3 separate regions of the Homo sapiens genome follow, and regions 1 and 3 are each linked to region 2. The links are chromatin loops, found by intact Hi-C in ENCODE. Cell type or tissue: ovary. All regions are shown on one strand. Each heading gives the region's core, and the rest is flanking DNA. Links, peaks and the distances in the headings are about the cores only.

Region 1 (10,526 bases), core at 3,598-8,597, 180 kb after region 2:
AAATATCCAGCTACAGTCAGGTCCAACTCCACGGGGGGGCCCTTGCTTTCTCTCACTAGCCTCCTGGTGATGAGTTCCCCAGTCTTAGAGAGTATCTCCAGCCTCACACATCCTCCTGGAATTCAGCACCTGTTGGGTAGGGTTGTCTCCCAACAGGCATCTCCTCCTGTGTCTCTATCCTCTTCCCCACTGGGTACCAGTAACCCACATCCAAAAGCAATCAGCCCAAAACCCTAGTGGAAATCCTCTTTTCTATCATTAATTTAGGTATAAGCAAAATAGGAACCAAATACCTAAAAATATTTACAGCTCAGCCTGCCATCATCCTGTGCCCCTTCTCTGTGCAAACTCACCATCCTCCTGCCACGAGAATTGGATGTTCTGTTTGTATCTCTTGCTGGCTCTACCTTCTACTTCTTGTAGAAGTAGAGTTCTGTGTTCTGTGTCTTTTATGTGGCAGAAGCCGGGAAGTCTTCCGTGGGCTTTGCTCAAATGGGAGGGTAAAATTCCCTACTAGGAGTGTTGCATCTGTATATGCCTGGGATTGGCCAGAGTGACTCCATCTTGGTTATTATCCATGAGTCTTGCTTATATCTCTTCAGTGTGCTCCACCCCTAGTAGGCCAGAGTCTTGCTTATATCTCTTCAGTATGCTCCACCCCTAGTTTACATCTGCATGGCAGGTTTGTATGCCTTTCAGCTCCACCCTTCCCTGGTCAATAAGCAGGTCAAATCCACCCTTCCTGATCAAATGCATAATGAGTCGTCACCCTCCCCTCATGCCTAAGGGACCGATTATGCAAGCAGAGGATTGTATTAGTTTCCCACTGCTGTAACAAACTGCCAAAAACTCAGTGCTTAAAACAACACAAGTTCATTATCTTACAGATCTAAAGGTCAGAAATTCAAAACCAGTTTCACTGGGCTAAAGTCAAGGTATGGGCAGGGGTGGCTCCTTCAGAGGCTCTGAGGGGATCATCGGTTCCCTTGCATTTTTCAGCTCCTAGTGGCCACCTGCATTCCTTGGCTCGTGGCTTCTTCCTTGAATCACTCCAATCTCTTGCTTCCTTTGTAGTTTGCTTAGTCCTTAGTGCAGCTAGGTCCGAGTTCTTGCTCTACGACCAAGAAGAATAAGGCACACAGACAGTGGAGAGTGAGTAGAATAGAACAGGATTTATTAAACAAAAGGAAAACTCTCAGCAAAGAGAGGGGTCCTGAAAGCGAGGCAGAAATTTAAAAATAACAATCATAATAATAAGTACTGCACTTATTCACCCCAAGAAAAGTAAAAGCTAAGGCCCAGAATGTGGCAAGGCAAGGTTTCAAAAGAAAAAGAAAAGGACAAGTTTTCCTCTGCTTAGCAAGCTCATTTCAAGGACTGTTAACAACGCTGTCGGAATAGCCAAGGCCAAAGGAATGGGCTCCAGACACTCCCCTGCTTCCAGAGCAAGGTTGAGGGGGAAAAAAGAGAGAAAGACAGATTATTTTACTGTTACTCTTTTCTCAGTCTTCTTAAGCATTATTATGTTTTACAAATGTCTGTATTTAGCCAGCTCTTGTTTTTCTTTCGATGCAGCTGCAAGGCCACCAGCTATGTAAGGTCACAAATTATGTTATGCTATAGATTACGTGACCTGTCACTGTATGATTAACTGCTTTTGTTTTGCTTCTGTAAGGCCACTTATAAAAACCCCACTCTGTCTTTGTTCAATGCTCAGCTTTTTGGATGTGAGTCCACTGAGCCAGTGCATACCGAAAATAAACAATCCTCCTGTTTCTCTCATATTGGTCTCTCCATTCCTCAGTTTATTGCAACAAAAGCAAGTTGCCAGAAACAGGGCTGAGTTCTGTGTCTTTTATGCCGCAGAAGCCAGGAAGTCTTTTGTGGGCTTTGCTCAAATGGGAGGGTAAAATTCCCTCCTAGGAGTGTTGCATCTGTATACGCCTGGGGTTGGCCAGAGTGACTCCATCTTGGTTATTATCCATGAGTGCCTAAACAAAACCCACCAGGGGGCTAAAACCACAATGCTAATGTTATGTTAATGACATTATAATGAGCTGGGTCAAGTGAAGGACATTTAGGTTGATTTATTGCACCTGCGCCTTGGTTGGGACAGTCACTTTTGAGCAACATCCTGGCACAAGGGGAAATTCTTAACCACATTTCTTCCCTTTAGCTGTTCTTCAGTTGTTTCTGTGAACATTGTCCCACTCTGTCCTTCTCCAGAGACCCTCCCTCTCTATCTGCCTAACCAGCTGCTAACTGCCCCCTCCCTCACTTCCTCCTTTGATCTTCTTGACCTCCCTCATATTACGGTCCTTGTGATTACATTTAGGGTCTACCCAGATAATCCAGGATGATGAGATGAGACTTAGTCACATATGCAAGTCCCCTTTGCCGTGTAATGTAACATACACAGGTTCCAGGGGATTAGGATGTGGACATTTTGGGGGGGGTCATTATTCAGCCTACCACAAAGATATTGGGAATTACCAAGATAAATTAAACCATGAGTTGCTGAAAATTGGATTTAGACTTCAGAGAACGGAGTAATAACTCAGCAATGTCATGAAATATACCAGGAATGAAGAGTCATAGAGGAGCCAAATGAACAAGGGCTAGCCTGTCCAAAGAATGTACTATTGCCAGGACATTTTTTCTGAGCTCTTAATGGTCACAGTGATATGACTAGAGTCAGCTGACTAGACTGGAAAAGTCCTGGTAACCTGCAAAACAGTAAAGAGAGAAGCAGGGTCAAACACCCAGTGTGAGCCGGGCTCGCTGGCTCACGCCTGTAATCCTACCACTTTGGGAGTCTGAGGCTGGTGGATCACTTGAGCTCAGGAGTTAAAGACCAGCCTGGGCAACATGGTAAAAACCCATCTCTACAAAAAATACAAAAATTAGCCAGGTGGAGCTGGGCACGGTGGCTCACACCTGTAATCTCAGCACTCTGAGAGGCCGAGGCAGGCAGATCATGAGATCAGGAGTTCGAGACCATCCTGGCCAATATGGTGAAACCCTGTCTCTACTAAAAATACAAAAATTAGCTGGGCCTGGCGGCACATGCCTGTAGTCCCATCTACTCGGGAGGCTGAGGCAGAAGAATCACTTGAACCCAGGAGTGGAGGTTGCAGTAAGCCAACATCATGCCACTGCACTCTAGCCTGGGTAACAGAGCAAGACTCCGTCTCAAAAACAAACAAACAAACAAACAAACAAAACAAGCCAGTTGTGGTCGTTTGCACCTGTAGTCCCAGCTACTTGTGGGGCTGAGGTGGGACAATCGCTTGAGCCCAGGAGGCGGAGGTTGCAGTGAGCTGAGATCACGTGACTGCACTCCAGCCTGGGCACCAGAGTGAGACCCTGTCTCAAAAAAAAAAAAGACCGTGCTCAGACCAGCACTCCTTGAATGTGGCCTCCCTCACCCAAGATACAAGAGTCAACTTTTGGCTGAATCACAGTTTGGCATGAAGAGGGAAGCTCCACATCAGAAATATACAGTCTTGTGGCCGGGCGCAGTGGCTCAGGCCTGTAATCCCAGCACTTTGGGAGGCTGAGGCGGACAAATCACCTGAGGTCAGGAGTTCGAGACTAGCCTGGCCAAAGTGGTGAAACCCCATCTCCACTGAAAATAAAAAAATTAGCCAGGCGCATGTCTGTAATCCCGGCTACTCAGGAGGCTAAGGCAGTAGAATCACTGGAACCTGGGAGGGAGAGGTTGCAGTGAGCCAAGATCACACCACTGCACTCCAGCCTGGGCAACAGAGTGAGACTCCATCTCGAAAAAGAAAAGAAAAGAAAAAAAAAATATGCAGTCTTTTACTTAGTGTCCACACAAACTTCTATCATATTTTTTTCTTCTATTTATTTATTTATTTATTTATTTATTTTTGAGACAGAGCCTCACACTGTCACCAGGGCTGGAGTGCAGTGGCGCGATCTTGGCTCACTGCAACCTCCACCTCCTGGGTTCAAGCGATTCTCCTGCCTCAGCCTCCCAAATAACTGGGATTACAGGCACTCGCCACCACGCCTGGCTAATTTTTTGTATTTTTAGTAGAGACAGGCTTTCACTATGTTTGCGAGGCTGGTCTCGAACTCCTGACCTCGTTATCCACCCGCCTCAGCCTCCCAAAGTGCTGGGATTACAGGTGTGAGCCACTGTACCTGGCCCCATACTTTTTTTTCTTAGAGTCTTACTCTGTCACACAGGCTGGAGTGCAGTGGTATGATCAAAGCTCACTGCAGCCTCAAAATCTCAAGTTCAAGTGATCCTTCTGCCTCAGCCTCCCAAGTAGCTGGAACTACAGGTTTGCACCACCATCCCCAACTAATTTTTAATTTTTTGTAGAAATGGGGTCTCACCATGCTACCCAGTCTGGTTCCAAACTCCTGAGATCAAGTGATCATCCTGCCTTGGTCTCCCAAAGTGCTGGGATTACAGGCATGAGCCACTGCACCCAGCAAACTTTCACATATTGATCTAAAAATAAAAGAGATGTAATAGGGAGAGAGACTCTGTTTCAAAAAAAAAAAAGTCAATATACAAAATACAATTGTATTTCTGCAAAACAGCAACAATTAGAAAATGAAATGTAAAGTTTTTTTGATTTTAAAAATTATACCATTACAAGAACTCTGCATGGTCTTTGTAACTTTTCTGTAAATCTAAAACTATACTAAAATTAAGTTTCTCTTTAAAAACTTCTACCACTTTACAATGTCATCAGAAAATATCAGACACCCATGAATAACTCTAATAAAAGATTATTACTATTTTAGACAGGGTCTCACTCTGTTGCCCAGGCTGGAATACAGTGGCATGATCTCAGCTCACTGTAGCCTCTACTTCCTGGGCTCAAGCAATCCTCCTGCCTCAGCCTCCTGAGAAGCTGGGATTATAGTCATGCATCACCACACCCAGCTAATTTTTTTTGCACTTTTTGTACAGATGGGTTTTTGTCATGTTACCCAGACTGGTCTGGAACTCCTGAGCTCGAGTGATCTGCCTTGTCTCATCTTCCCAAAGTGTGAAATTACAGGTGTGAGCCACCACACCTGGCCAAAGATTACTGAGAGAAATTCAATACCTGAATAAACGAGGGAATTGGCAAGAATTTTTTTCTTCAGTCTCTGTGCTACTAGAATTTCTTTTTTTTTTTTTTTTTTTTTTTTAAGAATTTCTTGGTCGAGCACAGTGGCTCATGCTTGTAATCCCAGCACACTTTGGGAGGCCGAGGCGGGCAGATCACAAGGTCAGGAGATCGAGACCATCCTAGCTAACACTGTGGTTTACTACAAATACAAAAAATTAGCTGGGTGTGGTGGCACGCACCTGTAGTCCCAGCTACTTGGAGGCTGAGGCAGGAGAATCGCTTGAACCCAGGAGGCGGAGGTTGCAGTGAGCTGAGATTGTGCCACTGCACTCCATCCTGGGCGACAGAGCGAGACTCCGTCTCAAAAAAAAAAAAAAAAAGAATTTCTTAAACAGGGCTGGGTGTGGTGGCTCACGCCTGTAATCCCAGAGCTTTAGGAGGCCAAGGCAGGCAGATCACCTGCAGTCAGGAGTTTGAGATCAGGCTGGCCAACATGGCAAAACCCCATCTCTACTAAAACTACAAAAATTAGCGGGGTGTGGTGGTGCACGCCTATAATCTGTGCTACTTGGGAGGCTGAGACAGGAGAATTGCTTGAACCCAGGAGGCAGAGGTTGCAGTGAGCTGAAATCATGCCATTGTACTCCAGCCCGGGTGACAGAGTGAGACTCTGTCTCAAAAAAACAAAAAAGAATTTCTTAAACAGAATATTAAAAAAAAGAGATTATAGGCCGGGCATGGTGGCTCATGCCTGTAATCCCAGCACTTTGGGAGGCCGAGGCAGGTGGATCATAAGGTCAGGAAATCGAGACCATCCTGGCTAACACGGTGAAACCCCATCTCTACTAAAAATATAAAAAATTAGCCAGGCGTGGTGGCAGGTGCCTGTAGTCCCAGCTACTTGGGAGGCTAAGGCAGAAGAATGGCGTGAACCCTGGAGGTGGAGCTTGCAGTGAGCCGAGATCGAGCCACTGCTCTCCAGCCTGGGTGACAGAGCAAGACTCCATCTAAAAAAAAAAAAAAGAAAGAAAAGAGAGAGAGAGAGATAATCTGAGCAACACAAAAGTTAAAAACTCGAGGGGCATGGTAGCTCTCACCTGTACCCAGCACTTTGGGAGGCCAAGGTAGATCACTTAAGGCCGGGAGCTCAAGATCAGCCTGGACAACATAGCAAGACCACATCTCTACCCCCAAAAAAGAAAAACTAAAAACTTTAGTTCATCCAAACATGTCATACCAAGTGAGATGCCAAGCCCCATAGTAGGAGAAGATATTTTCAGTACATGTAACCAACAAATGACCCATATCCAGAATATATAAAGAACACTTACAAATAAATGAGAAAAAATCCAGCTCATATTCAAATAGGCCAAGACTCATGGTACCTTTCAAAAGAGGATTTCCAGATGGCCAATTAACATCTGAAGAGGTTCAACCTCTTTAGTGACAAGAGAAATGAAAATTAAAACCATAGTGATACCACTGCAAAGTCACCCTCACCCTGCTGGCAAAAATTTAAAAGGCTAACTGATATGGTTTGGCTGTGTCCCCACCCAAATTTCATCTTGAATTGTAGCTCCCACAATTCCCATGTGTTGTGGGAGGGACCCAGTGGAAGGTAATTGATCATGGAGGAGGGTCTTTCCCGTGCTCTTTCTCTTGAGAGTGAATAAGTCTCACAAGATCTGACGGTTTTATAAGAGGGTGTTCTTTGCACAAACTCTCTTTGCCTGCTGCCATCCATGTAAAACATGACTTTCTCTTCCTTGCCTTCCACCATGATTGTGAGACCACCGCAGCCAGGTGGAACTGTGAGTCCATTAAAGCTCTTTCGTGTATAAATTACCCAGTCTCGGGTATGTCTTTATTAGCAGTGTGCAAATGGACTAATACACTGACAATACCAAATGTTAGCAAGATTTCAAAGCAATGCGAACTCTCATACATTGCTAGTGAGGGTGCAGGAAACAGGTTCAGCTACTTCGGAAAACACTATCTACTAAAGTTGATATATCCAAATCCTATGACCTAACAGTTCTGCTCATAGGTATATACCCAACAGGAATCTGTACATTTGGGTGCCAACAGACATGTATAAGAACGCTCATGGCCGAGCATGGTGGCTCTCACCTGTAATCCCAGCACTTTGGGAGGCTGAGGCAGGCAGATCACTTAAGTCCAGGAGTTTGAGACCAGCCCGGGCCACATGGCAAAACCTCATTTCTACAAAAAATACAAAAATTAGCCAGGTGTGATGGCACGTGCCTGTAGTCCCAGCTACTCCAGAGGCTGGGGCTGGAGGATCACTTGAGTCCAGGAGGAAGAGGTTGCAGTAAGCCAAGATCATGCCACTGTACTCCAGCGTGGGCAACACAGCCCATCTCAAAAAAAAAAAAGGAATGTTCATAAAAACCCTACTCATTATACCCCCAAATTGGAAACAACCCAAATAGCCACTAATAGCATAATGGATAAATAAATGGTGCTACGTTCATACAACAGAATGAATTAGCTACAGCTATAGGCAACAACATGGATGAATCTTAGAATATGTTGATGAAAAAAGCCAATCATAGAAGAAGTATAGAATCTGATTCTATTTTTATAAAGTTCCAAAATGGACAAAGCTGACCTATAGTGTTAGAAATGATTGGAAGGGGGCCTCCAGGAGAGCTGGGCATGATTTTGACCCAGGAGACAAGTTACTCAGGGGTGTAACAGTTATTTCGGGGTATAACTTTCTTCTGGTGATGCTGGGATTACAGGTGTGAGCCACCATACCTGGCCAATTATTAACGTTTTAAGTTTTATCTACTGAAAATTGCACAAATTATAAATGTACAGTTCACAAAATCATCTCAAATGGAGGCAGTAGCAGGAGGATCGCTTGAGCCCAGGAGTTCGAGGCCAGCCTAGGCAACATAGTGAGATCCCACCTCAATTTTAAAAATTAAAAAAATTAAATGAGGTCAGACGCGGTAGCTCACACCTGTGATCCCAGCACTTTGGGAGGCCGAGGCTGGTGGATCACCTGAGGTCAGGAGTTCAAGATCAGCCTGGCTAACATGGTAAAACCCCTTCTTTACTGAAAATACAAAAATTAGCCCAGCACAGTGGCACATGCCTGTAGTTTCAGCTACTCAGCAGGCTGAGGCAGGTGAATCGCTTGAACCTGGGAGGCAGAGGTCACAGTGAGCCAAGATGGCACAGTGAGCCAAGATGGCACCACTGCACTACAGCCTAGGCAACAGAGCAAGACTCTGTCTCAAAATAAATAAAATAAAATAAAACAAAATAAAATAAAATAAAATAAAATAGGGCCAGGTACGGTGGCTCATGCCTGTAATCCCAGCACTTTGGGAGGCCGAGGCAGGTGAATTACCTGAGGTCAGGAGTTCAAGGCCAGCCTGGCCAACATGGTGAAACCCCATCTCTACTAAACATACAAAAAATTCATTGGGCATGGTGGCGGGTGCCTATAATCCCAGCTACTTGGGAGGCTGAGGCAAGAGAATCACTTGAACTTGGGAGGTGGAGGTTGCAGTGAGCCGAGATCATGCCATTGCACTCCAGCCTGGGGGACAGAGGGAGACTCCATCTCAAAAAAATAAATACATAAACATAAAATAAAATAAAAAATAAAGTGGCCACCGACTTCCCAGCCCCTCTGTGGCTAAAGGTAGACATGTCATGCACTTTATCTAATGGGATTCTGAGAGGTGCATGCTGTGATGAAGATGAACGCTGGAAATATTACACTAAGTGAAATAAGCCAGGCACAAAAGAACAGATGTTATATAATTCCACTTATATGAGGTAACTGGAATGGATATATTCATAGAGGCAGGAAGTAGAATAGTGGTTAACAGGGGCTGGAGACAGAGGGGAATGGGGAGTTATTTTTTGATGGATACGGGGTTTCAGATTGGGATGATGAAAAAGTTCTAGAAATAGATAGCAGTGATGATTGCACAACAGTGTGACTGGACTTAATGCCATCAAATTGTACACTTAAAAGTGGCTTAAGGCCAGGTGCAGTGGCTCACATTTGTCATCCCAGGACTTTTGGAGGCCAAGGCAGATGGATCATTTGAGGTCAGAAGTTTGAGACCAGCCTGGCCAACATGGTGAAACCCCGTCTCTACTAAAAATACAAAAAATTAGCCAGGTGTGGTGGTGCGCACCTATAATCCCAGCTGCATGGGAGGCTGAGACAGAAGAATCGCTTGAACCAGGAAGGCATTGGTTGCAGTGAGCTGAGATCATGCCATTGCACGCCAGCCTGGGCGACAGAGTGAGACTTGGTCTCAAAAAAAAAAAAAAAAAGTGGCTTACATGTTTAGTTTTACAAGATGAAGAGTTCTGGAGATTGGTTGCACCACAATGTGAACATGCATAACTGAACTGTACACCTCAAAATGATTAGAAGATTAGGACGGGACGCGTGCAGAGGCTCCCGCCTGTAATCCCAGCACTTTGGGAGGCCGAGGTGGGCAGATCACCTGAGGTCAGGAGTTTGAGACCAGCCTGGCCAACATGGTAAAACCCCACCTCTACTAAATTTACAAAACTTAGCCGGGTGTGGTGGCGGGTGCCTGGAATCCCAGCTACTCAGGAGGCTGAAGCAGGAGAATTGCTTAAACCCGGGAGGCGGAGGTTGCAGTGAGCCGAGATGGCGCCATTGCATTCCAGCCTTGGAGACAAGAGCGAGATTCCATCTCAAAAAAAAAAAAAAAAGGTTAGGATGGTAAATGTTATGTTGTGTATATTTTACTGTGATTAAAAAAAAAGTTAATAATGAAAAGTTCTTTGTCCGTTAATTTGAGAATGTAGATCAAATAGACAAATTCCTACAAGAATATAACTTAACAATGTTTAAGAGGAGACAATCAGAATAATTCTGTATTTATTAAAGAAATCAAACCAACGGTAGAAAACTATTCTCATGAATCAAAAACAAGCCCATAACATATTATGGGCAAGTTTTCCCAAACATTGAAGAAACAAACATTTCCAAAATTACATAAAACATAGCTTAGACAGGGCTAGGTAAACCACAGCTTGTGGGCCCAATTTGGCTTTTACGTATCGTCTGTGGCTACTCTCACACTCTAACGGCTGCGCCAAGCAGTCACAACAGAGACACAGGGCCTGGAAAACCCAACATGTTTACCATCTGGCCCTTTACAGGAAAAGTTTGCCAAAAACAGAAAACTCTCTCCAACTCATTTTGTGAGGCTCATATATCTTTGGCACCCAAATCTAACAAGAACAGCATGAAAAATAATTATAAGCCAGTGCCATTCATGAACTCAGATGTAAAAATCCTAACAGGATTGAATAGAAGGAATGAATGAATAAATGGCTGAATGATCTTCCCAAGACTTTTGTAGTTTTCAGACCATATTTGCTGGGCTTTTTTGGTCC
Region 2 (10,526 bases), core at 1,877-6,876:
CCTGAGAGCCACAGTTTGCTGGACCCCTGATCTAGACTTAAGAAAGTAATGGAGAAGACATTAAAGGTATAGATTAAACTTAAGTGTTACTTATCTCTGAGCTTAAGAAGAGATGGCAGCTGTGTTGGGGCAGGCAGAAAACCCAGTATGTAAAAAAGAGGTAAGGAGAAGAGACAGGATCATGGAGCAGAAACAAATTGAGGAAACAGTCTCCCAGTGTGGGGGGAAGAAAACTCGTACCTGATTCAGCAAAGAAGTTGCTCATGTCACCAACCAGTGACATGAGCAACCAACATATGTCTTGTTTTCTATGTCTTCCTTACTTCATTTTCATCCCGTTAAGGGAAATGAAAGCATCAATTAACTTCATGCCACGGAGCGCTCTCATTTGCTGATTGCATCCACAGGTTGGCAAAATCCAGGGTTTGGCTGAAATCAACAAAAGCATTCTGTGAGAATCAATTGGCTGCATGAAATGGACAATAAAGAAGGAGTATTATTATTGTATACTTTATTATTATTTATAAATTGTATGCTTCACATCCTGCAGGTGAAATTTATACATTTATATGTGTGTGTGTGTAAACATGCATACATGCACACATGCACACGTCTATGTTTTTCTGGAGAGCCAGTTGTGAAATGTTCCCAACACACCACTGTCCATGCCTGTACATGAGTCAGTCTGGCTCAGCCCGCTTTGCAGGATCAGTGGACCATTCCACCCTCTCCATTTCCACCGGCTCCCTGATTCTACCTCTTACCTCCTCTCTCTCAAATACCACCCTCTGGCAGCTTCTGGCCCTCACACAGCTGCTCCTTCTGTGTGTTCAAACAACCCCTCCCTGTTGATCAGGCCCATATTCTTTTATTCTTTTTTTTTTTTTTTTTTTTTTGAGACGGAGTCTCGCTCTGTCACCCAGGCTGAAGTGCAGTGGCACAATCTTGGCTCACTGCAACCTCTGCCTCTCAGGTTCAGATGATTCTCCTGCCTCAGCCTCCTGAGTAGCTGGGATTACAGGTGTGTACTGCCACGCCTGGCTAATTTAAACCCACATTCTTAACCCTTTCAAAACCCTCTGCCTATTTGACCTTCCCTTTGGTTATTTCCCAGCACAAACTCAGTATCACAGAAGAAATCTACCGCCTTGTAGCTTTAGTACTGCAACCCTAAAGTTACAGAGTGCGGTTCCGTGTGGTCCCCCGGTTTCCCATGAGGGCCCGTCGGGATGCAGAGGGAGCCCAAAGGAGTGCTGTGCCGACCGTGACCCTCCCAGGCCCAACTCAGAGGGGAATCCCCTATTTGAGTGACCCCCAGCTCCAGACCAGCCTCCTGCAGGGGGACTGTTCCTACATACAGTGCTCACCTCCTTCCCAGAATTCCTTAGCGGAATCCTGCAACTGTAAAGTAACGAGGAACAGCACATTATGACTAGAGGATTGGCGTGGTGGCACTTGAAGAGCCGATTACTTTTTTTTTTTTTTTTTTTGAGACAGTCTCACTTCGTCACCCAGGCTGGAGTTCAGTGGCGCAATCTCAGCTCACTGCAAGCTCCACCTCCTGGATTCAGGGGATTCTCCCGCCTCAGCCTCCCACTAAGATGGGATTACAGGGACGCACTACCACACCTGGCTAATTTTTGTATTTTTGGTAGAGACGGAGTTTCACCATGTTGGCCAGGCTGGTCTCGAACTCCTGACCTCAGGTGGTCCACCTGTCTTGGCCTCCCAAAGTCCCAAAAGTCCTGGGATTCGGGCGTGAGCCACCTCGCCTGGCCTGTCATGAGTTTTAAAACAACCCTTTCTTTTATGGGTGGTGTGTGTGTGTGTGTGTGTGTGTGTGTGTGTGTGTGTGTGTGTTTGGTTTTTTTTTTGAGACAGGGTCTTGCTCTGTCACCCAGGCTGGAGTGCAGTGGCGTGATCTCGGCTCACCGCAACCTCTGCCTCCCAGGTTCAAGCGATTCTCCTGCCTCAGGCTCCCAAGTAGCTGGGATTACAGGCATGCACCACCACGCCCACCAATTTTTGTACTTTTAGTAGAGATGGGGTTTCACTATGTTGGCCAGGCTGGTCTCAAACTCCTGACCCCAAGTGTTCTGCCCACCTTGGCCTCCCAAAGTGTTGGGATTACAGGCATGAGCCACCGCGCCTGGCCTTTTGTGGTCTTTTTGCTCCTGTGTCTTTGTGACTTCCAACAGGACATGCTGCCTCCTGCCACCGAGGCCACTGAGGGTGATGTGACTCTGCCATCAGCCCTCCTGCCCTTCCCTACAGAGGCCAGTGGGGACTGGAGAATGCTGCAGAGGGGATGGTTGGCCAGGGCCCCTCTGTTCTGGAAGCATCCTGCATGAGGCCTTCCCAGTCCCAGGGAACTGACTTTTCCCTTCCATCCTCATCCCTGCCTGGCCTGCTCTGCCAGCCCTGCAGCATTTGGGAGAAACCCTTGAAGCACAGTTCTCCTGGCCTCATTCTGGCCTCAGATTCATGTTGAACTCTGATCTCACAGTTATCATAGTATCATTCCTGTTTACCTAAGGCTTTGCGCTCCAGGCACCTGACCTAGGACAGGGGTACTTGTGTCTTCTTCCCAGGACAGAAACCAGACGGGCCCCACGCAGCACCAGTGTCTGCACCACAGGCCTGAACCCTGGGACAGCAGGACGTGACTCACAACAGTCACGACAGCAGCAAACACTCACACACCTGCCTGGCCCTGTGCTCTGTACACACATGTATTTGTTCTCATAACGACCCGACAATGACACCCTGTAGTCACTGTCGTCATCCACACTTTGCAGAGAACCTGGCATGTTGAGGCTAAATAACTTGCCCAAGCAGGGGCAGAAGTGGGACTTGGATCCAGCCCGCTGCACTAAAATCCAAGCCCACTACACTAAAATCCAAGCTCTTAACTACCCCACTACCTGCCTCTCTCAGGAGCCACTATAGCCTTTGTGTGCTCCATTGCTATGTAAGGAACAGACTGGTTCAAGGACCACAGGGAAGGGGCCTACTCCTGGCTGTGTGGCTGGCTGTGGGAGAGCGCTCTAGAAAACTGAGCCTGGGCTGGACATGGTGGCTCAGGCCTATAATCCCAGCACTTTGGGAGGCTGAGGCAGGTGGATCACCTGAGGTCGGGAGTTCAAGACCAGGCTGGCCAACATGGTGAAACCCTGTCTCTACTAGAAATACAAAAATTAGCCGGGCGTGGTGGTGCACGCCTGTAATCTCAGCTACTTAGGAGGCTGAGGCAGGAGAATCGCTTGAACCCAGGAGGTGGAGGTTGCAATGAGCTGAGATTGTGCCACTGCACTCCAGCCTGGGTGACAGAGCGAGACTCCGTCTCAAAAAAAGAAAACTGAGCCCAACACTGCCCTTAGAGGGGCCCCTACCTGAGCTTTATGTTTTCAAAGGTCCCCGTTGACCCTTGCCAGGTTCTGTTCCCCGCCATTGTGTAAGAAGTCCTCAAGGCCAAAGGGACACACTGCCCAAAGCCCACGTTCCCCCTCCTAGAGCCTGCCGAAGGTAAGCAGAACCCTGGAATTCCCTGCCCAGGCAACCCTAAGCCCCCAGTGTGTGCACTCCTAGACCCAAGGGCTGACCAGGGGGCGCTGATTGTTTGTGGCACATTTGCACGAGCATGGACAGGTGTTCGCACGCTGGTGCCCAAGGCTTCCTGGAACAGAAACCAGACAGGCCTCACGCAGTACCACTGTCTGCACCACAGGCCTGAAACCTGGGACAGCAGGACGTGACTCACAACAGTCACGACAGCAGCAAACACACACCTGCCTGGCCCTGTGCTCTGTACACACATGTATACAAAACTCTTCTTTTTTCTTTTTTTGAGATGGAGTCTCACTCTGTCACCCAGGCGGGAACGCAATGGCACAATCTCAGCTCACTGCAACCTCCACCTCCTGGGTTCAAATGATTCTCCTGCCTCAGCCTCCCAAGTAGCTGAGATTACAGGTGTGCACCACCACGCCCAGCTAATTTTTGTATTTCTGGTAGAGACAGGGTTTCACCATGTTGGCCAGCCTGGTCTCGAACTCTGTACACACATGTATGCAAAAGGAGCTGGGCACACGCTGGGAGCTGGCTGTCCCACGTCACTCCATTCTAATGCCAGTCCCCGAAGAATTCTAAAGTAGAGCCAGGCTCCCAGGGCAACACCTACCCCTTCTTATTTTCCAGGGCCACTGTGCCATCCAGGCTCTGGAGAGCATCCCCTTTCTGAAGGGCGTCCTCCGTCATTTTTGCGAAGGCTGACATTGCCGGGAGCCATGGCCTGACCCCGATGCCTCTTTCTCTCCTCCTTCCTCAGCTGGGGGGTCCCGTTGGTCATCACTGTGGCAGCCGTCGCCCTGAAGAAGATTGGCTATGACGCCTCGGACGTGTCTGTGGGCTGGTGCTGGATCGACCTGGAGGCCAAGGACCATGTCCTGTGGATGCTGCTGACGGGGAAGCTGTGGGAGATGCTGGCATATGTGCTGCTGCCTCTGCTGTACCTCCTGGTCCGGAAGCACATCAACAGAGCGGTAGGCGCTGCCCTTAGAGCTCAGGGCCCTCTGCATGGCCGCTGTGCCCAGGTGCAAGGCCTGGCATTGAGTTTGGCCCCCCGAGGGGACAGGTTGCGTCTCTGGGGACAGAACCAGTGATGGGCCAGAGGGGACCAGGCACTTACTGTGCACCAGACACCATGCAACACGCTGTGTTACACGGATCGTGCATTGGTTCCCACTGCCCCGTTAGGAGCCGGGTCCTGTTACTCCTTTGTAGATAAGGAAACGAGGCTTAGCCGATTAAGGGCCTGTGGGGGCACAGGGCTGCTGCAGACAGGGCTGCTGTGTCCTTGGTCATGGCCCTCTCCTGCCCCCTGGTGGACGGCCTGTGGTGGCTGCTTAAACTTGAGGAATTTAGCTAAAAGGTGAGGACAGACCCAAGGCCGGGCTGCCCCAGGGGAAGGGAAGACTGTGGAATTTCACAATCAGTGACGCAAATAACTCACCTAACTTTTCCTAGTGATTTATTATATCCTAAATGGCAGGGGTTTCCAGAATTCAGAAATGAGTAGGCTGGGCTGGCTGGAGAGCCTACGAAAGAATGGCTTTCCTCTGACACCTTGGCCCAGTTCCTCCTTGTTCCTGCCTCCCAGTCTGCACATGTGGAACTAGGGGCTTCCTCCTGGCCACAAGCAAACGCCTGCAAAAGGCCACAGATTAACCCATTCTTTGATCCACTCGGTCACTCATTCTGTATGTTATTTTAGTTTTATTTATTTATTTATTTTTGAGACAGGGTCTTGCTCTGTCGCCCAGGTTGGAGTGCAGTGGCACAATCTCGGCTCACTGCAACCTCTGCCTCCCAGGTTCAAGTGGTTCTCCTACCTCAGTCTCCCGAGTAGCTGGGATTATAGGCACGTGCCGCCACGCCCAGCTAATTTTTGTTCTTTTAGTAGAGGCAGGGTTTCACCATGTTGGCCAGGCTGGTCTGGAACTCTTGACCTCAAGTGATCCGCCCACCTCGGACTCCCAAAATGCTGGGATTACAGGCGTGAGCCACCGCGCCCGGCCTCATTCAGTATGTTTTTACCGAGCATCTCCTAGCACCAGAGTGCTGTATAGCATGGGAGTTCATCTTGAGGACTCAGACATGGATCCTGCCCTCCTGGAGAGAGGCAGAAGTGCAAGTAACTACAGGCAAAGATTCAATGTGAGGAGTGGCTGGGGCAGTAAGATAGGTCCAGAGGAAATGCTCTGAATTTAGACTTCCGGGCTCATCCTGCAGGCTTGCTGGAGTGAGTCCCTGTGTTTCTATTTGCCCTCTGAGTTTTCAGGGCTGAAATTGTAGGAGGGTGTGTACCCATCTTGTAGGCCATTCTGTCTACCCAGCAGCCATTTCTGAGTCAGGAGGCACCTTGCAGCTGTGGCCATCTGGACACCTAATCCCCACCCTCCACTCCCGTTGTGTCTTCTCGCGTCAAGACCTTTAGTTTTCTCTTTTCTTTTTGCTTGGAAATGTAACCAGTTCTCACCCGCCCTAGACCCCACTTCTGCCTCAGGTGGAGTCCTTGCTGGAGATGGCTGTGGGACTTCCCATTGGTCTGAAATCTTCTTTTTGGACTGGGTGCAGTAGCTCATGCCCATAATCCCAGCAGTTTGGGGGGCCGAGGTGGGTGGATCACTTGAGGTCAGGAGTTCCAGACCAGTGTGGCCAACACAGTGAAACCCTGTCTCTACCAAAAATAACAAAAATTAGCTGGATGTGGTGGCACACACCTGTAGTCCCAGCTACTCGGGAGACTGAAGCAGGAGAATCACTTGAACCCAAGAGATGGAGGTTGCGGTGAGCCAAGATTACGCCACTGCATTCCAGCCTGGGCGACAGAGCAAGACTGCACCTCAAAAAAAATAAATAAAAATTAAAATTAAGGCTGGGCATGGTGACTCATGCCTGTAATCCCAGCACTTTGGGAGGCCGAGGCAGGTAGATCACCTGAGGTCAGGAGTTCAAGACCAGCCTGGCCAACATGGTGAAACCCCGTTTCTAATAAAAATACAAAAATTAGCTGGGCGTGGTGGCAGGTGCCTAGAATCCCAGCTACTGAGGAGGCTGAGGCAGGAGAATCACTTGAACCCAGGAGGCAGAGGTTGCAGTGAGCCGAGATTGCACCATTGTACTCTAGCCTGGGCCACAGAGCAAGACTCCATCTCAAAAAAAAAAAAAAAAAAAAATTAGGGCCGGGTGCGGTGGCTCACGCCTGTAATCCCAGAACTTTGGGAGGCCGAGGTGTGCAGATCACGAGGTCGGGAGATCGAGACCAACACGGTGAAACTCTGTCTCTATGAAAAATACAAAAAATTAGCTGAGCGTGGTGGTGGGCACCTGTAGTCCCAGCTACTCAGGAGGCTGAGGTAGGAGAATGGTGTGAACCCGGGAGGCGGAGCTTGCAGTGAGCTGAGATCGCGCCACTGCACTCCAGCCTGGGTGACAGAGAGACTCCTTCTCAAAAAAAAAATTAGCTGGTGTGCTGGTGCATGTCTATAGTCCCAGCTACTTGAGAGGCTGAGACAGTGAGGCAGGAGGATCACTTGAGCCTGGGAGTTCACTGTATTCCAGCCTGGGTGACAGAGTGAGACCCTGTCTCAAAAAAAAGAAAAAATGAAATGATCTTTTGTCTTCTTCTAGACTTTTATTAGTAGTTGGTCTCCTGCCCAGGTGATGGATGCCCTTCTCACCTCCTCTTCTTTTCCACTGCCCTGGAAAGTTTCCGGGACCCCTGATGAAGTATCCCAGGCACTCCGCCAGGCCCTGCCCAGGACTCTCCTCTACAGATGCCCTTTGTGTGTCTTTCTTTCTGCCTTTCCTTTGGCAGGGCAGGAAGCCTGCGGGGCTGAGGCTGACCCTTACGGGTGACAATGGGTCCTCTTTTCCAAATCAGCAAGTGTTTCAGAAAAACGGGATCGAAGTGGGCAGGGAGCTGAGAATGTGCTAGTTGCCTCTAGCTAGGAATGAGCCAAGAATCGGTGAGCTGGAGGAGGAGGAGGAGGAGGAGGGCGGCTCTGAGCAGGTTAGTTGCAGAAGATTGGGGGCTGAGAGATACCACGATGCAGCAGTGACTCCACAAGACACCAGGTGCTGGCAGAATACCTTGGGCGTCTCCCCTCCCCTGGGCCGTCAGCATCCCAGGCACAGGACTGGCTCAAAAATGCATTTTTTGTTTTAGAGGCAGCGTCTCACTGTGTTGCCCAGGCTGGAGTGCAGTGGCTCAATCTTGGCTCACTGCAACTTCCACCTCTGGCTCACTGCAACTTCCACCTCAGTCTCCTGAGTAGCTGGGACTACAGGTGTGTGCCACCACACCTGGCTAATTTTGTTTTTGTTTTTAAGGCAGAGTCTTGCTCTGTTGCCCAGGTTGGAGTATAATGGCAAATCTGAGCTCACTGTAACCTCTGCCTCCCGGGTTCAAGCAATTCTCATGCCTCAGCCTCCCAAGTAGCTGGAACCACAGGTGTGCGCCACCATGCCTCGATAATTTTTTTGTATTTTTAGTAGAGACAGGTTTCACCATTTTGGCCAGCCTGGTCTTGAACTCCTGGCCTCAAGTGATCCAGACCATCTTAGCCTCTCAAAGTGCTGGGATTACAGGCATGAGCCACTGTGCCCGCGCCTAGCCTAATTTTGTATTTTTAGTAGAGTCGGGGTTTCACCATGTTGGCCAGGCTGGTTTTGAACACCTGGCCTCAAGTAATCTGCCCGCCTCAGCCTCCCAAAGTGCTGGGACTACAGGCATGAGCCACTGCTCCTGGCCAATGCCCAGCTAATTTTTAAATTTTTTGTAGAGACAGTGTCTCACTCTGTTGCCCAGGTTACTCTCAAATTTCTGGGCTCAAGCGATCCTCCTGCCTTGACCTCCCAAAGTGCTGCAATTTCAGGCATGAGCCACCACTCCTGGCCAAAAAAAATCACGTGTTCATCATGAGCAGTTTCATCTATTTTTACAAATTCAGCTTTGATCTGGAAGGAATCTCCTCCTTCCTCTCATGAAAGACATTCCCAGGAGGAAAGCCAAGTCTGGCTCGAGCTCACGTTTTTGTTCTCCTTCTGGAGAGGAGGTGGGTGGGCTGGGGGTACAGCAGGCCCTCCCTGTGCAGGGAGGGGGCTTGCATTCTGGAGGGGAGGACGATGATAAGCAATAAGCCCAAGGAACAAGGGTGAATAACATCGTGGGACTGAGGGTGAGACAAACTGTGGGAAACAGACTAAAATAAAAAGCGGAACGTGAGGATGGGACTGTCTAGGAAGTGCACGTGCAGTTATTTATGTATTTATTTATTTACTTATTTATTTTTGAGCTGGAGTTTTGCTGTTGCCCAGGCTGGAGTGCAGTGGCGCGATCTTGGCTCACTGCAACCTCCATCTCCCAGGTTCAAGCGATTCTCCTGCCTCAGCCTCCCAAGTAGCTGGGATTACAGGCACGTGCCACAACAACCAGCTAATTTTTGTATTTTTAGTACAGATGGGGTTTCACCATGTTGGCCAGTCTGGTCTCGAACTCCTGACTTCAAGCAATCTACCCACCTCGGCCTCCCAAAGTGCTGGGATTCCAGGCATGAGCCTTTGCACCCGGCCTCTGTGCAGTTTAAATAGGGGTGTCGGGCCTTATCCAGAAGGTGCTGCTTGAGCAAAGTCTTGAAGAGGGCCGGGGGGAGCCCTGGGGACAGATGGAGACGGGCATTCCAGAGCAAGGGAGCAGCCAGTGCGGAGCCCTGGGGCGGGGGTGCTGCGTGTCTGCAGCATAACAAGGAGGTCGGTGTGGCTTCAGGGTTGGCCCCACTGTGACCATAAGGGTTGGCCCCGCTGCGACCGTAAGGAGCATGTGGAGTGGGGAGCGCTGAAGAGCTCCGAGTGGAGGACTCACTGGAGCAGACTCGGGTTTTCAAGCAGCCCTGCTGCTTCTGTGTTGAGAATGGACTGTAGGGGGGAGCAGGAGGGGGTGGCAGAGGCGGAGGAGGGAGCCCATCCAGAGACGTGGTGACGTGGCCTGGACACGGGGGCAGTGGCAGAAGGTGGCAGAAGTACCCAGAGTCTGGATCTGTTTTGAAGTTAGAGGTCGGCACGGTGGCAGCTCATGCCTGTAATCCCAGCACTTTGAGAGGCCGAGGCAGGAGGATTGCTTGAGTTCAAGAGTTTGAGATCAGCCTGGGCAACATAGGGAGACCCTGCATCTATTTTAAACAAAAAAAGAGGGCTGCAGGACTTGCTGGGGATCGGATGTGGGCTATGGGACAAAGAAAGGGGTCAAAACAGAGCCCCAAGGCTTTGGCCTGGGCAACGAGAAAGCTGTTGTTTCCATGAGCTGAGACTGGGAAGGGAGCATTGGCCTCAGGGGTCAAGATCCATCTTCTGTCTTGGATGTGAGCTGTTTCAGATGACTTTGAGACCTCCATGTGGAGGTGGGGACTGGGCAGAGGATCTAGCAGTCAGGGTTCAGGAGAAGGATCCGGGCTCCACCACACATCTCCCCTACCTCCCTGAGCTAGTTCAAGTCCCTGGGAAGACCTGGGCAGCCTGGGTGGACGTGGCGGGAGGGTGCCTATCCACTCAAGTCTGCCCTCGCTGTCCCCACACAGCACACGGCACTCTCTGAGTACCGGCCCATCCTCTCCCAGGAGCACCGCCTGCTGCGCCACTCCTCCATGGCGGACAAGAAGCTGGTGCTCATCCCGCTCATCTTCATCGGCCTCAGGGTCTGGAGCACCGTGCGGTTCGTGCTGACCCTCTGTGGCTCCCCGGCCGTGCAGACGCCGGTGCTGGTGGTTCTGCATGTAGGTCTGCCCTCCCTGGCCCTTGTCGTCCCTGCCCCCAGAGGAGGCACAGCCTGATTCCTTCCCGCAGCACAGTGGCTGCACCCCAGTGTCGGCCAAGGCACAGCTGCAGGGAGGAGCTCGGCCCCACTGTGCTGTGCCTTCCTCTCTGCCTGAGACAGGACCTTGAAGAGAGAAGGCAGAGTGGGATCAGTG
Region 3 (10,526 bases), core at 2,001-7,000, 190 kb after region 2:
TCATTTTACAGGAGGTAGGATCAACACAGGTATATTTTTGGGGAACCTCTGTAAGGTGGGAAAGAAACTCAGCAGGGTTTTCATCTGCTCTTTGGGAAATTTCTTTGAGTTTTTTTAAAGTTTACAGCTTTGTGAGCAGCTTTGTTAAGGCCTACAATGAGGCAAGTAACCATATGGTTTCAGGACGCTCGGCTGGGGTCTGTGGGTTGCTATTCCCAGGAAGGCTCTTCCTGGGGGACTGCTGCAGCCCCTACTGGCTTAGTAGGATCTTCCTGATGGAGGTCATTGGCATGTGCCTGGGCCGAGAGCCACACTCTTTCCTTCTCTTCCAGAAAGAGGGTAGAGAAGAGAATAATATAGAGATCATGCTAAGTAAGTTTATAAGACTGGCTGAGATATTTAAATTCTTTGATGTAAGTATTGGGATCAGAGGAGAAGGACCCAAGATGCTTTTTGATTTGGGAAAGATCAGTAAGAGAGAAACGAACATGGACATGGACAATTCCTTCAGCTCTTGCGACCTCTCGGAGCGGGAGTAAGGAAGGGCATCCCGGGTCCGGGAGCAGGTAAGAAGTGGAGACAGGGAGGACTTACAGTCTGAAGCCAGGTGGTTTGAGAGAGGAGGAGAAGGGGACAGAGCTGGAGCAGGGGCATACGGTGGAGGGTCGGGGTGATGGGGAGGAGGATTAGGGCGCGGTTGGGGAATGGAAAAGTCAGCAGGGTCAAAAGAAGAGGAGTCGTCGGTTGGAGCTGATGGGAGGGAAGCAGAAGACGAGTCAGGCTTGGAGCAGGCAGGGAGGATTTGGAAGGTTGAACAGGACTGGCAAAGAGAAGGATGGCAACAGAGGGTGAAAAAATCCTGGACATGAGGAATCTCAGACCAGTTTCCATTGCGATGGCAAAAGTTATCTAAGTCCCTGAGTACACTGAAATCGAAAGTGCCGTTTTCGGGCCATTGGGAACCACTGTCTAATTTATATTGAGGCTATGTAGTGTTACAGTAAAAGATAAGCCTCTTAGGACGGACCTCTGAACAGAGGCAGAGAGCATTGAGATTGCGCAGGAGACACCTGAAGGGGGTAATCTTGGAAAGGGTAGACTGAGAGGCTCCCATGGTGAAGGGAAGGAGAGGGTAGAGGAAGAAGAGACTGCCGATGACAAGAACGGCAGGAGAAGGCATCCCCTGTCCTGCCGATCGTGCCAGGAGAAGGGAGGTAACCCCCGAATCAGGCATCCCCGAGATGGAGGAACTAAAGGCCTGGAGGCTGGAGGAAGCCCTTGACCCAGCGCTGGGTCTTTCGGGCAAGAAAGAGTCGGTCAAGGATTCCAGGTAAATGGTAAGGGTCTCTCTTACTGACCCCTGTGGAGGCCCTGATGGTGGATGCAGTCGCCAGCAATGGTAGAGTCTAGGAGATTCTTCGGGTCTTTGGCAGGTTTGGGAAGGGGAGGACAGCTGGGAGAAGGGGTGATGGCGATGGGGAGTAGACAGAGAGAGAGAGAGAGGGAGAGTCCCTTAAGGATGTCCAGCCAGAGCCTATCCCCTTCCCGGGTTTCGGCACTAAAATGTAAGGGTTGCCGAGAGATAAGACAAGTAGACCCAAAGTCAGGCCAGCAAGTTTGTTAACCTGCCGGGCTGTTCCTTTATAGTCAGAGGAGGCAGCCCCGAGCTAGCAAAGCAGGGGATTGATATAGGGGGTGAGGCTTGGGGATTTTCCAGGTGGGACTATATCCTGGGTCTGTTTGCCTGGGTCTGTTTTGGAATTTTGCAAAAACAATCACTGGAATAGAACAAAGAAGACGGGTAATGGGGGCAGTCTGAGGAGGAAGTTATAGTGGTTTAGCAGCCTCACAGAGGAGTTACAAGAGCTGTTTGTGAGGCTTATGGGGGAAGGGAGGGGTAACTTGGTCTCTACCACTGACCTCAGGTGATTGGCCCACCTTGGCCTCCCAAAGTACTGGGATTACAGGCGTGAGCCACCACGCCCAGCCTGTTTTTTGTTTTTTGAGACAGAGTCTCACTCTGTCACCCAGGCTGGAGAACAGTGGCATGATCTCAGCTCACTGCAACCTCCCCCTCCCAGGTTCAAGTGATTCTCCTGCTTTAGCCTCCCAAGCAGATGGGATTACAGGGGCATGCCATGATGCCCAGCTAAATTTTTGTATTTTTAGTAGAGATGAGGTTTTGCCATGTTGGCCAGGCTGGTCTCAAACTCCTGGCCTCAAGTGATCTGCCCGCCTTAGCCTCCAAAAGTGCTAGGATTACAGACGTGAGCCACCCTGCATGGCCAGATTTCAACACTTTGACCTTCATGAACATAGATAGGCTTTTAAGAACAATTAAGCTGGGCCCAGTGGCACACACCTATAGTCCCAGCTATTTGGGAGGCTGAGGCAGGAGCATTCCTTGAACCCAGGAGTTCAAATACAGCCTGGGCAACTTAGCGAGACCCCATCTCTAAAATAAAACACATTAAAACCTTATAACTTGTAGACAGACCCTGTTGGTATAAATGACCCTGGTGTCCTTGGATGTGTTAGATTTAACCTATCAAGAGCCCCGGTTTACTTCCAACTTAATTTGTTGACCTTCATTCTTAACTTAAAAAAAAAAAAAAAGTTGACAGGGCACTGTGGCTCACACCTGTAATCCCAGCACTTTGGGAGGCCAAGGCAGGCAGATCACTTGAGGCCAGGAGTTCGAGACCAGCCTGGCCAACATGGCAAAACCTCATCTCTACTAAAAATACAAAAATTAGCTGGGCATGGTGGCATATGCCTGTAATCCCAGCTACTCAGGAGGCTGAGGCACAAGAATCACTTGAACCCTGAAGGCAGAGGTTGCAGTGAATCAAGATTGCACCACTGTACCCCAGCCTGGGCGATAGAACAAGACTCCATCTCAAAAAAACATTATATAAAAAAACGTTGCCGGGCACGGTGGCTCACACCTGTAATCCCAGCACTTTGGGAGGCTGAGGTGGGTAGATCATTTGAGGTCAGGAGTTCGAGACCAGCCTGGCCAACATGGTGAAACCCCGTCTCCACTAAAAATACAAAAATTAACTGGGCATGGTGGCAGACACCTGTAATCCCAGCTACTCAGGAGCTTGAGGCAGGAGAATCACTTGAACCTGGGAGGCGGAGGTTGCAGAGAGCCGAGATCATGCCGCTGAACTCCAGCCTGGACAACAGAGCAAGACTCCGACCCCCACCACCCCAAAAAAAATGTTAACAATATTCCTATAATGGACGATTTTCCACAGCCAAGAAGAATAAATAAAGGTACTGGTTTGCACATTCAGGCCTCTCTGAGCTACCCCAGCTGAGAGAAGAAATCAAGAGTACTTTTATCAATGAGGAAATGCTGATGCCAAAACTTGGTAGAGCTGAAAATTCATAATCATACTGCTCTGAAGTGAGATCAACTCTGTTCAGGGCAATTGACAAGGAAGTTGCTCTCTAGTAAAATTAAAAGACCAGTCATTGGGATATAAATAGTGACAATAAGCAACCACTTGCTTGCTTGCTTTTTTAATTTTATTTATTTATTTTTTTTTTTTTGAGGAGTTTCGCTCTTGATGCCCAGGCTGGAGTGCAGTGGCACAATTTCGGCTCACTGCAACCTTCACCTCCCGTGTTCAAACAATTCTCTGGTCTCAGCCTCCTGAGTAGCTGGGATTACAAGCACGTGCCACCATGCCTGGCTAATTTTGTATTTTTAGTAGAGATGGGGTTTCACCATGTTGGTCAGGCTGGTCCAAACTCCTGACCTCAGGTGATCCACCCGCCTCGGCCTCCCAAAGTGCTGGGATTACAGGCGTGAGCCACCATGTCCGGCCCACTTTCTTTATTTTAACTTTCTAGGTGAGCAAGCCCTGTACTGTCTGAGGCCAAAGGGTTCAAGGTTGCTCATTTTTCTTTCAGAACTGTTTTTTTTTTTTAAAGACAGGGTCTTGCTATGTTGCCGAGACTGGAGAGCAGTGGCTATTCACAAGTGCTATCCCAGCACGCTGCAGCCTGAAACTCAGTAGCTGAAACAACAGGCAGGAACCACCTTGCCCACCTCTTAGTTACAATTCTTGAGAGGTGTCCCTAAGAATACTTTATTTTAGATTTTTTTTTTCTGGCTTTGGTAGAGACAGAGTCTTGCTATATTGCCCAGGCTAGTCTTGAACTCCTGACCTCAAGCAATCCTCCTGCCTCAGCCTACCAAAGTGTTGAGATTACAGTAGTGAGCCACTGCTCCCAGCCTTACTTTAGATTTTTATATTCCTCCCGTAACAGCTGCTCCACTGAAATATTCTGGAAAACGCAAAGAAGCAGCCAGTGCTGTGTTTTTGTTTATCTTCAACTGTCTACATTTTCTCTGCTTCTCAATGTCTTGCTTGCAAAAACAAAGCAACTTTTGAAGGGTTTATTACTTGCTGCCGCATCCCCTGCAGTCAGGAGAACCACCACCATATTGAAGGCAGTCCTGTAAATATGCAGTTTTTCCAGCTGAAGCATTTATTGTACGCTCATGACACCCAGTGGTCAGAAAAATACTGTGCAGAATTTTTGTTATGTTTTTGTTTTTGTATTTGAGGCAGAGTCTCGCTCTGTCACCCAGGCTGGAGTGCAGTGGCACAATCTTGGCTGACTGCAACCTCTGCCTCCCAGGTTCAAGCCATCTTCCAGCCTCAGCCTCCCGAGTAGCTGGGATTACAGGTGCACACCACCATGCCCGGCTAATTTTTGTATTTTTAGTAGAGACAGGGTTTCACCATGTTGGTCAGGCTGGTCTCAAACTCCTGACCTCAGGAGTTTGATCCACCCACCTTGGCCTCTCAAAGTGCTGGAATTACAGGCATGAGCCATCGTGCCTGGCTAATGTTTGTATTTTTAGTAGAGATGGGGTTTCACCATGTTGGTCAGGCTGGTCTTGAATTCCTGAGCTCAAGTGATCTGCCCACCTCAGCCTCCCAACGTGCTGGGATTACAGGCGTGAGCCACCGCGCCTGGCCCTGTTTTTTTTGTTTTTGCTTCATACAAGATCCACGGTGTGACCGCAAACAGCTGGTTCTGCGGAGGGCTGAGGGATGGAAAGATATGGAAGCCACGAGGAAAGAGGAATGAGCCTGGTGTCTCCCTGATGCATTGCCAAGGAGACTCAGGGCTGGACCAAGAAACCTACCGGATGGTCAGGAAGCTGCCCAGAAACGGCTGTTTGGATATTGAGGCAATCCCATTTTCCAGACCATCAAATACTTGTTTACAGAGAACTTGATTTGTTTACAAACTCATATTGGGGTAAAATTAAAGTAATATAATACAACATTAACCTCTTTTTTTTCCTATTTTATAGAGACAGGGTCTTGCTATGTTGCCCAGGCTGATCTTGAACTACTGGGCTCAAACAATCCTCCCGTCTCGGCCTCCTAAAGTGCTGTGATTACAGGCACGAGCAACTTTTTTTATATATTTTTTTCTTGAGACAGAGTCTCAGTCTGTCGCCAGGCTGGAGTGCAGTGGTGTGATCTCGGCTCACTGCAACCTCCAACTCCCTGTTTCAAGCAATTCTCCTGCCTTGGCCTCCCGAGTAGCTGGGATTACAGGCACGAGCCACCACACCCAGCTAATTTTTGTGTTTTTAGTACAGATAGGGTTTCACCATGTTGGCCAGGATAATCTCAAACTCCTGACCTCGTGATCTGCCCGCCTCGGCCTCCCAAAGCGCTGGGATTACAAGCGTGAGCCACCGCGCCCGGACTTTTTTTTTTTTTTTTTTTTTTTTTTTTTTTTTGATACATAGTCTCCTTCTGTAACCCAGGCTGGAGTGCAGTGGCGCAATCTCAGCTCACCACAGCCTCCACCACCCAGGTTCAAGTGATTCTCCTGCCTCACCCTCCCAAGTTGCTGGGACTACAGGCGCGTGCCACCATGCCCGGCTAATTTTTGTATTTTTAGTAGAGACAGGGTTTCATCCTGTGCGCCAGGCTGGTTCGAACTCCTGGGCTCAAGTGATCCTCCTGCCTCAGCCTCCCAACATGCTGAGATTACAGGTTTGAGCCACTGTGCTGGACACATTAACTTTTTTTTTTTTTTTTGAGACAGAGTTTCGCTCTTGTCCAAGCTGGAGTGCAATGGCAAGATCTCGGGTCACTGCGACCTCTGCCTCCTGGGTTCAAGTGATTCTCCTGTCTCAGCCTCCTGAGTAGCTGGGATTACAGGCACCCGCCACCACACTTGGCTAATTTTTTTCTATTTTTAGTAGAGACGGAGTGTCACCATGTTGGCCAGGCTGGTCTCGAACTCCTGACCTCAGGTGATCCACTCACCTCAGCCACCCAAAATGCTGGGATTACAGGCGTGAGCCACCGCACCTCACCACATTAACGTTTTTAAAAAGTACACTTCAGTGGCATTTAGTACCTTCACAGATGCTGCGTACCAGCCCCTCTATCTTGTTCCAAAACATTTTCATCACCCCGAAAGAAAACCCCGTACCCATTAGCGGTCATTCCTCATTCCCCCCTCCCCATCCCTTGACAACCACTGATCTGCTTTCTGTCTTGATAAATTCACCTATTCTGAATATTTCGTATAAAGGGGATCATTCATATATTTCACATAAGCGGAATCATGATCTTTATGTCTGGCTTTTAACACTTAAGGTCATGTTTCTGAGGTTCATCTACGTTGTATCACACATCAGTAGTTAATTTGTTTTCACGGCTGGATGATATTCTGTTGTATACGTATATACCACATTTTGTTTCTCCATTCATCTGTTGATGGAATTTTGAGTAATTTCCACTTTTTGGCTATTGAGAATAGTGCTGCGATGAACATTTGTGTGCAAGTATTTGTTTGACTATCTGTTTTCAGTTCTTCGGGGTGCGTACCTAGGAATGTAATTGCTGGGCCACAGGATAAGTCTGTTTAACTTTTTGAAGAACTGGTGATAGATTTTTAGACCCCTTGAAATTAATAGAGAATTGTATTTAGACTAGCACCACATTTTCCCAAATGAACAGTTGATTTTTTTTTCCCTTGAGCAATTTTCTTTATTATGTATATCTGACTTGTTAGCTCGGTCTCGAAGTACCCATGGGAATGAATGCAGATGGACAGGATAAAAGAACCCATTCAGGGGAAAGTTAATTTGCCTAAAGATTCCCTGTTGCTATCTGTTTAGCTTGAGTGACAGCTCAGCAAACAGAAATCTTTGCTCCAAATCTTTGTTATGATCTCTGTCATAACATTTTGTTTGAAAATCGCCTCCAGACCTAAAATGAATTTGAGCAGCCAATGTGAATTAATTAAGCTGAAAAGAACTCTCAAAACAATGATTTCTCTGATGTGTTTTTATCCAAACCTTCCAGGTCACTAATTTGTCCTGTTTTCTTTAAAAGGAGAAAATAATGAAGGGGTGTATTTGGTGCCCTCTACAGTAAAATATCTTTGATATCAGTGGAGAAGGAGCTGCTTGGCATAAATGAATGTTCTTGAAAACTCGAGATGACCCCTTTAAACTCACATTATAAATCTGTTAACCCTTTTTGGATGAAAAGTTTTCTAAAACCAAGTGCTCAATTTCCTGGCTTGTTTGGTTCAGATGTTACCCACTGTGTTGACAACAACCATTTTTGCTTGATTGTTTTGATACAGTCTCGCTCTGTCGCCCAGGCTGGAGTGCAGTGGCATGATCTGGGCTCACTGCAACATCCGCCTCCTGGGTTCAAGCAATTCTCAACCTCAGCCTCCCGAGTAGCTGAGACTATAGGCACACGCCATCATGCCTGGCTAATTTTTTGTATTTTTAGTAGAAATAGGGTTTCGCCATGTGGGCTGGTCTCTCGAACTGCTGACTTCAAGTGATCTGCCAGCCTCGGCCTCTCAAAGTCCTAGGATTATAGGTGTGAGCCACCGCACCCGGCCAATTTCCTGCCTTCTTAAACAGAAGATGCTGTGTATGATGAACATTATTTGTTGGACTAACTTTGAGCTCAGTGGTCTTCTCAAGAGCTCAGAGCTTGAAAAGCGTGCCTGTAATTTACTTCAAAAACCCTCAGCACCAACTGTACGTGTCACTTAGCTTCAGCCTGCTTTCTAGGGGCAGTCAGCGCTGCGGAATTGGGAGCGCGAAATTCCAGGGGTGATTAGAACCTACATTTGAAAGACTCAACAAAAGCCACTCTAGCTCTATCTCCAATCCACACCAGATGGTTTGTTAATTAGCACAATGAGAGCTAAGAATGATTTTTCATTGATAAAATGAGTAGTGTTCAAGGCCATTGAACCAGCACCGATTACTCTCTGTGGTCTAGATGCCCCTGCCTTTGTATGAGCAAATCCAGTGAGCCCTGGATGTCATTTTAATTTTCAAATAGCCATACTTTCGAAAAGCAAAAAGAGCTGGGCGCAGTGGCTCACGCCTGTAATCCCAGCACTTTGGGAGGCCGAGGTGGGTGGATCAGCTGAGGTCAAGAGTTCGAGACCAGCCTGACCAACATGGTGAAACCCCATCTCTATTAAAAATACAAAAATTAGCCCGGCGTGGTGGCACGCACCTGCAATCCCAGCTACTCGGGAGGCTGAGGCAGGAGAATCACTTGAACCCGGGCGGCGGAGGTTGCAGTGAGCCGAGATCACACCACTGCACTCCAGCCTGGGCGACTGAGTGAGACTCCGTCTCAAAAAAAAGAAAAAATAAAATTAAAAGTGAAAAGAAACAGAGATGCAAAGGCCCAGACCTCATGTCTCAATTTGGGACCAGAGCTTCATTGCAGAAACGGCCTCAGTTCCAGCAACACTGGGTTCTCCCTCTGCCAGGTCCTGCCTTCCTCACTACCTGGGGGAGTCTTTTCCGAGAAAGACACCCCCAGGCACCCTCTGTAGAGTGTTTCACGGGACACCAGGACTCAGCTCAGTTTAGGAAGTTCTCCCTCTATGGGGTGAGCCTCTGCAGTGTGCAACACCATCTCCCTACCACGTAGGTAACGCGCAGGAGAGGAGCATGCTCGGAGGGAAACCAGAAGGGTTATTTCTCAGGTGGAAACCAGTCTCACTCCACGTGTTTGCCAAAGCCAGAATGGGGCTCTGCAGTCCTGACGCTTTGGTCTTTAGAAGGTAGACAATATGAGCTCACTAAGAAAACAAACCAGGGAGTAAGTTATCTGCACTTTTTAGCAAACACGCACACGGTCAGGTGCAATGAATGGCTCACTGCTCTTGGCCAACCTGTTAAATTCCAGGATTTGGGGAGGCTGATGGGAGGATTGCTTGAGGCCAAGAGTTTGAGGCTGCCATGAGCCATGATTATGCCACTGCACTACAGCCCGGGCAACAGAGCAAGACCCTGACTCAAATTTTAAAAACTTTTTAAAGAAAAGAAAACACACCCACACCCACCCACCCCCGCACAAACACACACACACACACACAGCAATCAGTAAGAATAACACTGGGATGGCCGGGCGCATTGGCTCACACCTGTAATCCCAGCACTTTGGAAGGCCGAGGATGGCGGATCACTTGAGACCAGGAGGTTGAGACCAGCCTGGCCAAAATGGTGAAATCCCATCTAATTTTTGTCACCCCATTTAATCTTTGTAAACATACAAAAATTAGCCAGGTGTGGTAGCACACACCTGTAGTCCCAGCTACTCGGGAGGCTGAGGTAGGAGAATCGCTGGAACCTGGGAGACGAAGGTTGTGGTGAGCCGAGATCGCGCTCCTGCACTTCAGCCTGGGCGAAAGAGCGATACTCAGTCTCAAAAAAAAAAAAAAGAAGAAGAAGAAAAAAGAAGAACACTGGGATGATTTCTGAGGAGTTTCCCATGTAGTAAAATGTAGTTTTAAAATACTCAGTGAGAATAGCAAGAATCTTCTAGAGACCTTAATCACCCTGGGTCTTTGGGCCACTTTCTTTTTTTTTTTTTTTTTTTCAGAGTAAAGTGAATGCAAGTTTATTAGAGGAGAAACAAAAGCTACTCCATAGAGCAGCCCCAAGGGCTACTGGTTGGTTATTTTTTTTTTTTTTTAATTGATCATTCTTGGGTGTTTCTCACAGAGGGGGATTTGGCAGGGTCATAGGACAATAGTGGAGGGAAGGTCAGCAGATAAACAAGTGAACAAAGGTCTCTGGTTTTCCTAGGCAGAGGACCCTGCGGCCTTCCGCAGTGTTTGTGTCCCTGGGTACTTGAGATTAGGGAGTGGTGATGACTCTCAACGAGCACGCTGCCTTCAAGCATCTGTTTAACAAAGCACATCTTGCACCGCCCTTAATCCATTTAACTCTGAGTGGACACAGCACATGTTTCAGAGAGCACAGGGTTGGGGGTAAGGTCACAGATCAACAGGATCCCAAGGCCGAAGAATTTTTCTTAGTACAGAACAAAATGAAAAGTTTCCCATGTCTACTTCTTTCTACACAGACACGGCAACCATCCAATTTCTCAGTCTTTTCCCCACCTTTCCCCCCTTTCTATTCCACAAAACCGCCATTGTCATCATGGCCCGTTCTCAATGAGCTGTTGGGTACA

Evidence for each region. Peaks named below come from ENCODE experiments on the same cell type or tissue, not always from the same donor. Only the 100,000 strongest peaks of a DNase experiment are listed, where the experiment ranks them.
Region 1: it touches region 2 in a loop (2.7-fold over the local background); 22 of 110 quality-filtered maps call a loop at or near these places.
Region 3: it touches region 2 in a loop (6-fold over the local background); 75 of 110 quality-filtered maps call a loop at or near these places.

What each region holds. Positions count from the first base shown.
Region 1 is chr1:8,930,040-8,940,565 of GRCh38, reverse strand. No RefSeq gene overlaps it. Among named protein-coding and RNA genes, the nearest start is that of LINC03153, 8.4 kb to the right of the region's middle. In ovary, for the core only: no CTCF peak of the experiment used is centred there; no DNase peak of the experiment used is centred there.
Region 2 is chr1:9,105,291-9,115,816 of GRCh38, reverse strand. GPR157 (G protein-coupled receptor 157) reads left to right here. Exons shown (of 4, transcript NM_024980.5): 2 at 4,328-4,541; 3 at 10,137-10,331. Among named protein-coding and RNA genes, the nearest start is that of GPR157, 19 kb to the left of the region's middle. RefSeq lists a silencer at 1-181 and an enhancer at 5,079-5,128. In ovary, for the core only: a CTCF peak has its summit at 4,890 (motif pointing left); a DNase peak (open chromatin) is centred at 4,886; H3K27ac peaks cover 411 bases.
Region 3 is chr1:8,912,270-8,922,795 of GRCh38, reverse strand. The region is part of intron 1 of LINC03153 (long intergenic non-protein coding RNA 3153); the gene reads left to right. Among named protein-coding and RNA genes, the nearest start is that of LINC03153, 9.3 kb to the left of the region's middle. In ovary, for the core only: a CTCF peak has its summit at 4,510; no DNase peak of the experiment used is centred there.